Linked DNA regions of Mus musculus: region 1 is linked to region 2. Evidence: chromatin loops called from intact Hi-C (ENCODE). Cell type or tissue: heart. All regions are shown on one strand. Links, peaks and the distances in the headings refer to the core of each region. The heading gives the core; the rest is flanking DNA. Region 1 overlaps Skap2 (src family associated phosphoprotein 2). Region 2 overlaps Hoxa9 (homeobox A9).

What was found. Peaks named below come from ENCODE experiments on the same cell type or tissue, not always from the same donor. Only the 100,000 strongest peaks of a DNase experiment are listed, where the experiment ranks them.
Region 1: a loop joins it to region 2, with 8 times the contacts of the local background. A loop is called at or near these places in 26 of 42 quality-filtered maps.

The regions. Positions count from the first base shown.
Region 1 is chr6:51,868,912-51,874,287 of GRCm38, reverse strand. All of the region lies in intron 11 of Skap2 (src family associated phosphoprotein 2), which reads left to right. Among named protein-coding and RNA genes, the nearest start is that of Skap2, 140 kb to the left of the region's middle. In heart, for the core only: a CTCF peak has its summit at 2,956 (motif pointing left); no DNase peak of the experiment used is centred there.
Region 2 is chr6:52,219,235-52,224,610 of GRCm38, reverse strand. Hoxa9 (homeobox A9) reads left to right here. Exons shown (of 2, transcript NM_010456.3): 2 at 129-1,514. The coding sequence ends at 367. Among named protein-coding and RNA genes, the nearest start is that of Hoxa7, 3.4 kb to the right of the region's middle. In heart, for the core only: no CTCF peak of the experiment used is centred there; a DNase peak (open chromatin) is centred at 2,790; H3K4me3 peaks cover 1,333 bases; H3K27ac peaks cover 354 bases; H3K27me3 peaks cover 4,768 bases.

The DNA of each region.
Region 1 (5,376 bases), core at 54-5,053, 350 kb after region 2:
TTAAACACAATCAGATAACAGGATTCAACTTAGCCGTGTGTTTACCTGTCACTCTAGCCCTTGGCAGGCATCCACCTACTGCCTTATCCAGAAACAATATACTTATGTGAAAGTTAACATTGTAAGGTATTAGGTTATTAATTATGTTTTTCTTGCTTCTTCCTCCTTATTCTTCTGTGTGCTTATTCTGAGTTTGCCTGCCATTCTCCAGTAGAAACATTGTGTTTATAAAAAAAGGTTTTCATCTTTGTGTAAACACATTGGGTGTTCCAACAATTTAAAGGCTCTATATTCAGACAAGTTGAGGTAATTTTTTAAAGTTTAACACACTATATTTGTAATTGCAGTACCAAAGTATATTGCCACAAACTCATCTTTATGTACATGAGAATCGTGTCTTTGCTTTTTAAGACACTGCACTGTAGAACCTGTCTGCTCCAGACATCAGTTTCTGATGCAGTGTTGGAACTCTCTTAATTTTCACTCTGAAGTTTTTCCTACTGTACTATAGGGATTTTTAAAAATGTTTTTAAGCTTATCTTAGCACCAAATCATGAATGAAAATGACTTAAATATAAGCAGGGAAATGTTATATAGGTCATAAGTCTAACACTTTATAACCCTAAAATTATTGAGCTGAGAAATATTTTGGATATTTCAGAAAGATGATATGTGTTATTAGATACAAAGAGAATTTGAAAATAATGTCACATTTTGGATTTTAATGTTGGTTGGCTGGCACTGAAAATCTTGACCCAGCTGGTCACAGAATCTTAGAGTGGGCATCTTAATGAAGATTGTCTATTCTTGGTGCAGATAGAGTACATGAGCTAGCTATATTATCTTGACTCCTAGAGTAGTTCATTTCTGTCCCTTCTGCTTAATCCCATCCCATCCCATCCCATCCCATCCCATATAAAGCATGTACAATACCAGGACACATTCTAGACATCAGGAATCCTAAAGAATAATACATAAGCACTTGGAGATTAGTAGGAGAAGTGCGAGAAGGAATATTTACTAATAATACAGATTACGACTTATTGAGAAGCCCAAAGCCAAGGCTGGTTGTGAACTCCAGTCAGCCTCCCAATGGTGGGATCCATGGGTTGCTATGTTATCTTACTGTCATATCCACATGACAGCTTTTGGCTAAGTCTGTTATCAAACATTTAATTGTCCCAAGTTAAAATAGCAGCTTTTAAAGTTAATTACTTAACAGAAATAACACTGTTTGGCCCAGTTCTTATCAGGAAACTTTCCTGAAATTCCTCCCAAATTTACCAAGCTCACTGTTTATTTAACTAATGTAGCTGTGAGTATATAAAATTCAAAGGTTGATTAACTTGTATTTGAAATTTCAGAGTGTAGGGATATGTGGTACAGCACTGTATTCCTTTGCACACGTGGAGCTTGTAAAGCCCACATGGGCTGCTTCTTTTTTTTTAATTTATTTTTTATTAGATATTTTCTTTATATACATTTCAAATGCTATCCCGGATGTTCTCTATACCCTCCCTCCGCCCTGCTCCCCTACCCGCCCACTCCCGCTTCTTGGCCCTGGCAAGAGAGGCCCCTTGGTATTGGGGCATATAAAGTTTGCAATACCAAGGGGCCTCTCTTCCTAGTGATGGCTGACCAGGCCATCTTCTGCTACATACGCATCTAGAGATACGAGCTCTGGGGGTAGTGGTTAGTTCATGTTGTTGTTCTACCTATAGGGTTGCAGACCCCCCTCAGCTCCTTGGGTGCTTTCTCTAGCTTCTCCTTTGGGGCCCCTGTGTTCCATCCTATAGATGACTGTGAGCATCCTCTTCTGTATTTGCCAGGCACTGGCATAGCCTCATATGAGACAGCTATAACAGGGTCCATATGGGCCTCTTCTTAAGGCCCTCTCAATGGTACCTTGGGCTGCTGGAAACTCAGGCAGACAACCCACCCCCACCCCCTCCCCCAGGCAAAGTGGCACGGACTTGTCTCACTTCCGCCATTTCCTGTTCCTGTGAAATTAAAGGTGTAGTCCTAGTGTGCACTGTCCTTCCTGGATGCTGAGGGAGGGTAGAAGTTGAGTTCTCTGAAACCTGTTTAAGACCTGGGGTTAGAGGTAGCCCAGCTCACACGTAGCCTTCACTTCCGTCTGACCATCGTAAATGCTGTTATCTGGGAGAGAACTGGCCTCCTCTTTCAGACCTTTGCAAGGCTCGATGTTCCAACAACATTGGGTTCCTTCCAGAGACAGCATTTTAGTTGGGACTAATTTTGGTTTTTGAAAGAAGAGCCAAGAAAGATGAACGTGTTAGTCACTGTATCTCCCCATAGCTAAATGATTGATACTCACAGTCAGCAGCTGTAAGCCTCAGAGAGCGGTGCATGGTACCATAGAGAGAACAGCCTCCCGGCTCTGCCCCAACGCTGCTGCTGACTTTGCTGGGCTCTCTGCTGGCTTTGGAGGTGAGTGTGTGTGTGAAGATTCCTTCCCACCTTGTACTGTGCAGGTGCAGAAAGAAACACGGGATGATCTCTCACAGGTGCTGTAACCTACGGTTTTGTCCAAACCTGGGTAGACACAGACCTTAAGTTAATACCATAACTGTGTTTAATTTCTGAATGCCTAAAATAATAAATTGAGAACTCAAGATTTTTCAGAAGAAAGCAGTGGATTTCTAGATCAAGGTGGGACCAGTGCTGTATATTTTTAGAAGGATAAGCAGTTGGCTCAGCAGGTAAAAATGCCTGTTTTACTCTGAGAACTTGAATTCAACCCCTGAGGCCCATGCAGTATAAGGAGAGAACACATAAGCAAACGTCTAATTTGATTCTTAAAAACAGAAGTAGTATAAAAATAACTACTATTTTGTATGACTAGAAATGTGTTTAATCTTAGAGTATTATCTAGATCTCTGTGGTGATGGCATGAAGTTTTCACCATTCTAATTTATTTTTTTACACCATCTAGTGGCTCAGAATGAGTGGTGCAGGTAATTGCAGCTAATGTGCACAATCAAACTGGTGTCATTAATTTAGCTTTACATCTAGCTATGGGTGATTACTCTCCCATCTCATGTCAATAAAGTATTAGCATTAATCATGAAAAATTGTGTTCATCATTTTGAATTTAGTGTGGAAATTGTATAAAAAGGAAGAATATATTTTAAGAAATCTAGCATAATATTTGTGAAGATATAGAAAATGAATACTTTGTAAGAAATCGATGCCATGCCTTTTTTAATAAATAAAACTATTTAAAAAGTTTTTTAAAAATACAATTTAATCTTAGAAATATACTGACTTTTAATTTGAAGTATTATCTATGATTTGACTTACTGCCCACAAGTTTCTCAGTTTTGAATATGTCCATTTTAAAAAGGTAACACAAAATAGTTTAAGGAAAGATTTTTTTAATATACATATCTAGACAAATTTAAAAATCAAATGGTATGCTTTATAATAAAAGACATTTCCATTTTGTAAATGTAGTGGTAGAAAACATTTCACTGATTTGATGGTTAGGCGATTTTCATTATACATCTCTATGGAAATATACCTTATTTTTACATTTTTCCCACCCTCCTTCTGTCCTCCCTCCTCCTCCTCCTCCTCCTCCTTCCCTCCCTCCCCTTCTCTTCCATGAACATCTTGCTGGCAAGTTGCTGTGCTCAGTTAGCCGCAGGATGGTTTATTTATGTTAAGCCTCTTTTGAGTTACACAGATCTTAACCACCATCACCCTTTTTTTCTTCAGTGAAAATCAAATGCAACATACAATAAAGAAGAGCTGGCAGACACTCTGCCCTTCCCCCTTCCCTCTTTAACATTTTCCAATTAGCAGCTGCCATGTGACCCTCTGGCTGAGTTACCTCCTCCTTCAAATATCCCCACATTTTTTTTTTTTTTAGTTTCAACCTTTGAACCTCACTAATGTAAATCTAAATACTGTTTGCTTTAAATGGAGACAGTACCTTTTTGCTTTATTGTTCTCTTGATGTTGTTTTCTTAATGAATTAAAATAATTCAGTATTTTAATGTAGATTTAGAAGTCGTTTTTTTTTTTTTTCTCCTCCAAAAAAAAAAATACAATGGAGCATATTTTCAGGGACAAATGAAGGTATAATTTGAGTTTTTTTTTTTTTTTTTTTTTTTTTTTTTGTTTTTTCGAGACAGGGTTTCTCTGTATAGCCTTAGCTGTCCTGGAACTCACTCTGTAGACCAGGCTGGCCTCGAACTCACTAATCCGCCTGCCTCTGCCTCCCGAGTGCTGGGATAAAGGCATGCGCCACCACGCCCGGCATAATTTGAGATTTTCGTGATAACTGTTTTGTTGGTGAATTAACTCTGAAAATAGACAATGTGATCTCCGGCTTTTTTGTTTTAAGAGAGAAAAATTCATTATCAGAAGTAGAAAATCTTTTAGTTTTTAATTTCAGTTGTTTGCTGAAATCCAGTTGTTTAGAAAATCATGCTAAATATTTTACTATTTGCATCTCAATTTTATTTTCCTAAACCATGGGCATTATCTGGTAGGCTAGTGGTATTTTCCTAGAAGCATGTTTGTGCAACATTTGTATTTCATCAGTAGGTTCCAAGTCACACAGCAGCAGGCTAACTCTCTGTTCGTGTTCCCCTTCTGTCCTGCTGCTCTGCCTTGCCGCTCTGGACTCACAAACTCTTGCAGTCATCTTTCAGTCTGTACTTGTTGGTACATTGCTAGCCACCTCCTCGTCCTAACTTTTCCAGCAACAAAATGTTTTTAGAGAGCTATCCTTCAGCAGGAAAGAGGGATGCTGCTTAAAGCTCTGGAATATATTCTTTTTTCAGAAGTATGCATGACTTTAGCTTTGCTGCCTTTAAAAAAATATTTTCTTAAGACCAGAATGGGAACTGTAGATAAGAGAGTGGTCATGCCTGTGCAATAAAATGTATCTGAGGTTGTGTTGGCTGAAGGTTTAAGCAGTGCTTTGTTTGCGTTTGGTTAATACGTGCCAGTGATTGGTGAATTGTGGCTGTATTGAACATTTACTTCTGTTAGAGTACAAAGATTTACTCTGTATACCTTTTGGGGCTTCAAACCTGTAAAATAAATGAATCAAAGTTCTTACTGGCAAAGACAAAGGCATTGGGGGTTTTGTTTGTTTGTTTGTTTGTTGTTTTAATATGTAGTTCTCCTAGTTTCATCATTTGTGCTCAAATGGTCCAGGGTAGCACAAATAGAATGGCCAACTACTAAAAACTGACCAGGGCAGCTCAGGGGGACAACCATGGCTGACACTGAATCCCCGAGAATAATCCAATCCTGTGGCCTTTTGGAAGGAGGGGTGGTTTTTTCTTGGAATTCTGTTTGTTTGAACCGGACAGCATTTTATTTATTTGTTTATTTGCT
Region 2 (5,376 bases), core at 285-5,284:
CAGGGCTTCATTGTGTTTCCTCTAACCAATTCAGCGGCATCCTGCACTTCGGCCAGAGACCCCCAAGAGGCTCCTTCAGACCCTACCGGGATGCTCCTTCTAAACCCAGTGTCTCTCTCCCTCCGCAGATAACCCGGCTGCCAACTGGCTACATGCTCGCTCCACTCGGAAGAAGCGATGCCCCTACACAAAACACCAGACGCTGGAACTGGAGAAGGAGTTTCTGTTTAACATGTACCTCACACGGGACCGCAGGTACGAGGTGGCCCGGCTGCTCAACCTCACCGAAAGGCAGGTCAAGATCTGGTTCCAGAACCGCAGGATGAAAATGAAGAAAATCAACAAGGACCGAGCAAAAGACGAGTGAGCCTTTTAGGGGCTCATTTAAAAAGAGAGCAAGCTAGAAAGAAAAAGAAAGGACTGTCCGTCTCCCTCTGTCTCCTCTCCCCCAAACCCAGCCTCCACCCGCACAAAGGGGCTCTAAATCCCAGGCCTCATCTCCCCACTGGCAGTCCGTGCTCAGGCTGGCTCTTAGGCCTGCGGCTTTGATGGAGGAGGTATTGTAAGCTTTCCATTTTATAGAAGGCACACACACACACAAGGGAGGGCATTAGCGCTATTGGCTGTATGTGCTAGCTTGTATATATATATATATATTTAAAAAAAATCTACCTGCTTCTGACTTTAAGCAAAAGGAAAGAAAACTACCTTTTTATATAATGCACAACTGTTGATGACTGGCTGTATAGTTTTTAGTCTCTGTAGCTAATTTAATTTGCTCTTCGTGTGGCAGATCATTCTGCCAAAATACTTGAACACTGTGTTTTATTGTGGTAATTATGTTTTGTGACTCAAACTTCTGTGCTGGGTGAAGTACCCATTGTGATTGTGGAAGCTAGAATTCAATTTGAACTCAGGTTGTTTATGGGGGGAGAGAAGCTGTGGCATAATGTATAGCTCTGTAGTCTTCTGTGTAGCTAGACTGTTAACCTACGATTGTAAACTAGCTGTAAGGATTTCCCAGTGAAATCAGATTTGGAAAGAAAAGAGAGATAGTTCTCCGGGATGCATAGATTCATGATTTATCTACTTTTGAAATGTGGGCTTCTTCATCTTTACGTTCTAGACTCCAATTTTGTCCAATGTATATAGAATCTCCATATTAAAGAAATATTCATAATCAGAAAGCTTGAATATTGTTTTTGCACCAGAGGAGAAGTGAGGAAATTCGGAGCTATACGTGTGTGCAGAGGGTTGCTACCTATGGGTTTACGCTTAATTTTAATTGGGAGAAAGTGAGTGCTTATTGTAATGGAGTTAATTTTATTGATAATAAATTATACACCATGAAACTGCTCTTGGGCTACTGTAGATTTGTATCCTTGGTGAATTTGGGGTTCCCATCGGATTGAACATACACTGTATATTTTGCAATAGTTACCTCAAGGCCTACTGACCAAATTGTTGTGTCGAGATATTTAACTTTTGCCAAATAAAATATATTGATTCTTTTACGTTGTGCGGCTCTGCTCTTTGCACCTTCTTTTTCTAGGTATATTTTCGGGGGAGGGCTGAGGTGAGGTTGATAAAGCCCTAATTCGGTCTCTCTCTCGCTGGAACCAGCCGTAGTTGGGCCAGGCCTAAGCACCCTCGACTCAGATGGTTGCCGGTAGCTAGGAAGCAGAGGCGGAAAGCTGGGAAGTCCAGCGGAGGAGCAAATAGACTCGGATCTATTTGCCAGGCGACCAGAGAAGCATCAGAAAGCTAGGCCTCGCTGGCCAGCAGCAGTGGAAAGTCCACCCTTTCATTTTGGCTGCCTCCAAAAATATTCCCCAACCCTGGACTCACAAAAAAAAAAAAAAAAAAAAAAAAAAAAAAGGACTGAAGAAGCCTTTGGAAGTAGGGTGGTCGAGTTGAGGGCTGGAAGTCAAGGAGCTGTGTAAGAAAACTCTGAGGAGGCAGGCAGGAGCCACATGTCGGCAATGAGGCTGCTCCTTCAAATAGTCAGGGGTTTTCAGAGAGTGGAAAAGCCATACCCTTGTGCCCCATTGAGTCCTGCCAACCTGGCCGGAGGCGGGTTGGGGGTAGGGGCTCAGCATCCTACACTGCTAAGCCACCTTCGGAGTCCCCACAGAAGCAGGCCTTAGCAACCGACAAGCCCCGAAGCGCCATAAAAGAAAATGAGGGCTGTTACCCTTTATGGGGTGTAAAGGGCTGCGTAGGGGGAACGACTGCCTTCGGAGGCCCAAGCGCCTTCCAGATGTAGCCAGAGGATTCTGCCTCGCCTCACACCCCCCAATTCTTTTCCTTCGCACCCCCATCTCTCTGCAATGTTGACTGTCTTCTAAGCCGGGAAAGGGGGACCAGGGTGAGGGTGGATGGGGCTTCTCCTTAACCCCCACCCCCAACGAGCCGCCAGGTTGGCACGCCCTCTGTTGTTGCAGACAGAAAGGACTTCAAAGCTTATGCAGTAAGGGTGTGCCATAAAGGAAGGTCTGCGAACTGTCTGGAATTCGGCTCTTAATGAGTTTACAACTGTCCAGCTCCAATTAGGGTATCCCACCAAAACCCTTTCATTTGTTTGCTCTGTCTGCCTCCGATAAAGAGACTGCGGAAACAGCCCTCTTTTATGGGTATTGCCCCCTCGGCAGCGTAGGTTCCTGGCTCCCCAAGGATTCCCCAGGGACAGGGCCCTCGCTCCGCCCATGGGAGTGGAACGCTGGTGGGGTCACAGGCGTTGCCGAAGTTCACGCGGGCCAGAGCAGCTGCGGCTGCAGTGCCAAGAAAATTCCAGGAGATGGCAGTGTGGCTCCACGCAAGAGGCTTTCTCGCCGCCATCTCCGGCCGCCGAGACCTAGGAAGCTCCTAAAATGTCGACTTGAAGCGAGCCTTTCTGGAATGGGATTTGTGTGAGCAGCAGTCGTATATTTTCCCTGCTGCTCATGCCAGCCTGAAAGCCTCCAAGGGACACAGCATGCGCCGGGGCTTGCCTGACCTTCGGCGCTCGCTCCTCCCCGGCCCCATTCCGAGACCGCTGTGTTGCGTGGCAGCAGCGACGCCGAAGGTGCGGGGCTGTGGCTGAGAACGCCAGTTCCATTTCAGGGTCACAGTCCTCATCCCAGCAGAGATCTAGGGACAGCGAGGCGCACGGGGAACGGGTCGTTCACGATCGAAGAACAAGGGAATGAACACCTACGGCCCCAGGACCAGATGAACCCACAGAGAGCGCATCCTGTGGCCACGGGTTCCGCCGACCCGTGAGGTCCCCAAACCTGGTTCAGGGTGGGGGGGTACCAGGCCTAGCTAGCCACCACCAGTATGGGGAGAGAGAGAGAGAGAGAGAGAGAGAGAGAGAGAGAGAGAGAGAGAGAGAGAGATCGGGGACTTGGTCGGTTTGAATACCTGACCTTAAAATTAGGCGGCTGAAAATTGGTTATAAAGTCATACTTGGTGGCTGTCTTGTGTAGATCTTCGGGGAACTTGGCCACGCTGGGGTAACTTGGGGCATAGTCTAGGAACTGTTAGGTTGTTCGAAAATAAATGATCTATACGTTTAAATAAGTACATTAACACTCTAGCTTCAAAACGCATTCATATGGTTGAAGTCGTTCTTGCTTCTCAGGCCGTGGTATTTCTTTGGCATTGAAAGGCCAAGGCTACTCTGGTGTCGCCGGTTGAGGAGGCTAGAAGAAAGAAAAAAAAATCCCCATTCATTCTCAGGCTACTTTTAATGCTAGATGTCCCCAGCTTCAGAGCAAGGCGGCTAGTGTGTGGGATCAGACTCTGGGGTAGGATGGTTTCGGAAAGAAAACACAAGAGCAAAAAGAAAACTAACCCTTCGAAGCGCCGTGAATATAGACCGTACAGTGCATTTATTTGGGTCGTAATAGTCTCGGCCAAGCCCACAAAATGTTTATGACTCGCATCTCCGTGCTGAATGCGCTGTAAAACCAGGGACTCGATCCTGGCTGACGTATCTCCTGGGTCTCCCTCTCTTTCTCTCTCTTACTCCCTTAAAAAAAAATCTTCCTGCACACACGTAGGTACTACAGGCATATATCCTCGTTATATTTCCGTATGTAATTCATGCTACTTCACAGCATCTGATTGTAGGAAGGGTTTTATAGCTTCTTGGAGAGAGCACCAAGAGATACCTATCCTAATCCTGAGAAATCTATATTTATGTTACTGCTGAGCAGTGGGCACAAATAGAATGCTCCAGTTTTCTAACAATGGAAGTCACTGGTTGGCAGCAGCCGCTTCCCTCCACGGATCACAGAGGCCCTAGGTAGGTGCAGGCCTCCAGGAGCTCAGAGGCCTGGTGAAATGACTAGGCCAGCAGCCTCCCTTGCCCTTGGCCGACTGGCGGCGGGGCAGGCTGCTCTCTGGTCTTCGCTGCTGAGAGGTTTTTCACAGCCTGTCGCTGTCTTCGTCCGGACAAGACCCGGCAAGGAACTGGGCTTATTTATTCGCTTCGGGTAGGAATTGGTGGCCGCGTCCAAGTCAGGCGCCTTTCACTAAGTCGGGGGACATAGTCTCCAAGCCCAATAGCTGAAGCCCACCATCTTCTCAGGGGAGGAGACTAGAAAGGTTCAAAGTCCCCCAAACTCAGCACCACTGGACTCTCTAGAAGGCGCCGTTTTGCTGCAAAGGTCTGCGTTTACATTCTAAACCTAGATTTAAACATTGAGGACTATCTGGCCACAGGAAACGGAGGAAACAAACTCTGGCAGTAGGTTTGAAAGCTAGTTCTGGGACAGCGTTGGGAAATATTTAGATAGCAGATTAAAAACTGGGTCTGGGCTCAATAGTGTGTGAATATTTTCACACATAACAGATACATTTCCATTAAATAAGTAGGGAGCCAACAGTCAGAAAACATATAATTAAATAGGCCTTGCTGAGAGTCTGATTTTGTTCAAAGTCTGCCAAGGGAAAAGAGACACAGAAACGAAGTGAGGGTTTTTGGTGAGTCTTGAATCCCACTCAGAGGGAAGACTTGTGCCCAGAAGTGCCAAGACCTTGAAAACAGCAGAATTTGGGACCTATTTGGCCTTGGCAAACTAGCACAGAGTCTCTTGTGGGAACCACTTAGTCCTTTCAGGCCAAATTCAGATGACCTTCCTAGGTGTGTTAGTGTCGTGTTTTTCCTGTTCAACCCAACTCCGAACTCTGGTTGTCAGGTCTCCTTCTAAAGAGAAGTTCCACTTTAGACACGTGCCTTTGGACTGCTCCAGTCTCCTGAGTCTAGACAGACCGCCTGGGCCTGCCTGGCCTTTCACTGTGCGCCCTTCTGTGTCACCCCAGGAACAATTTATTGGTCTAAAGCAGTCTAATTTCGCCTCTTTGATCTCCTAGCCTTCTTTTGGTTTGCTT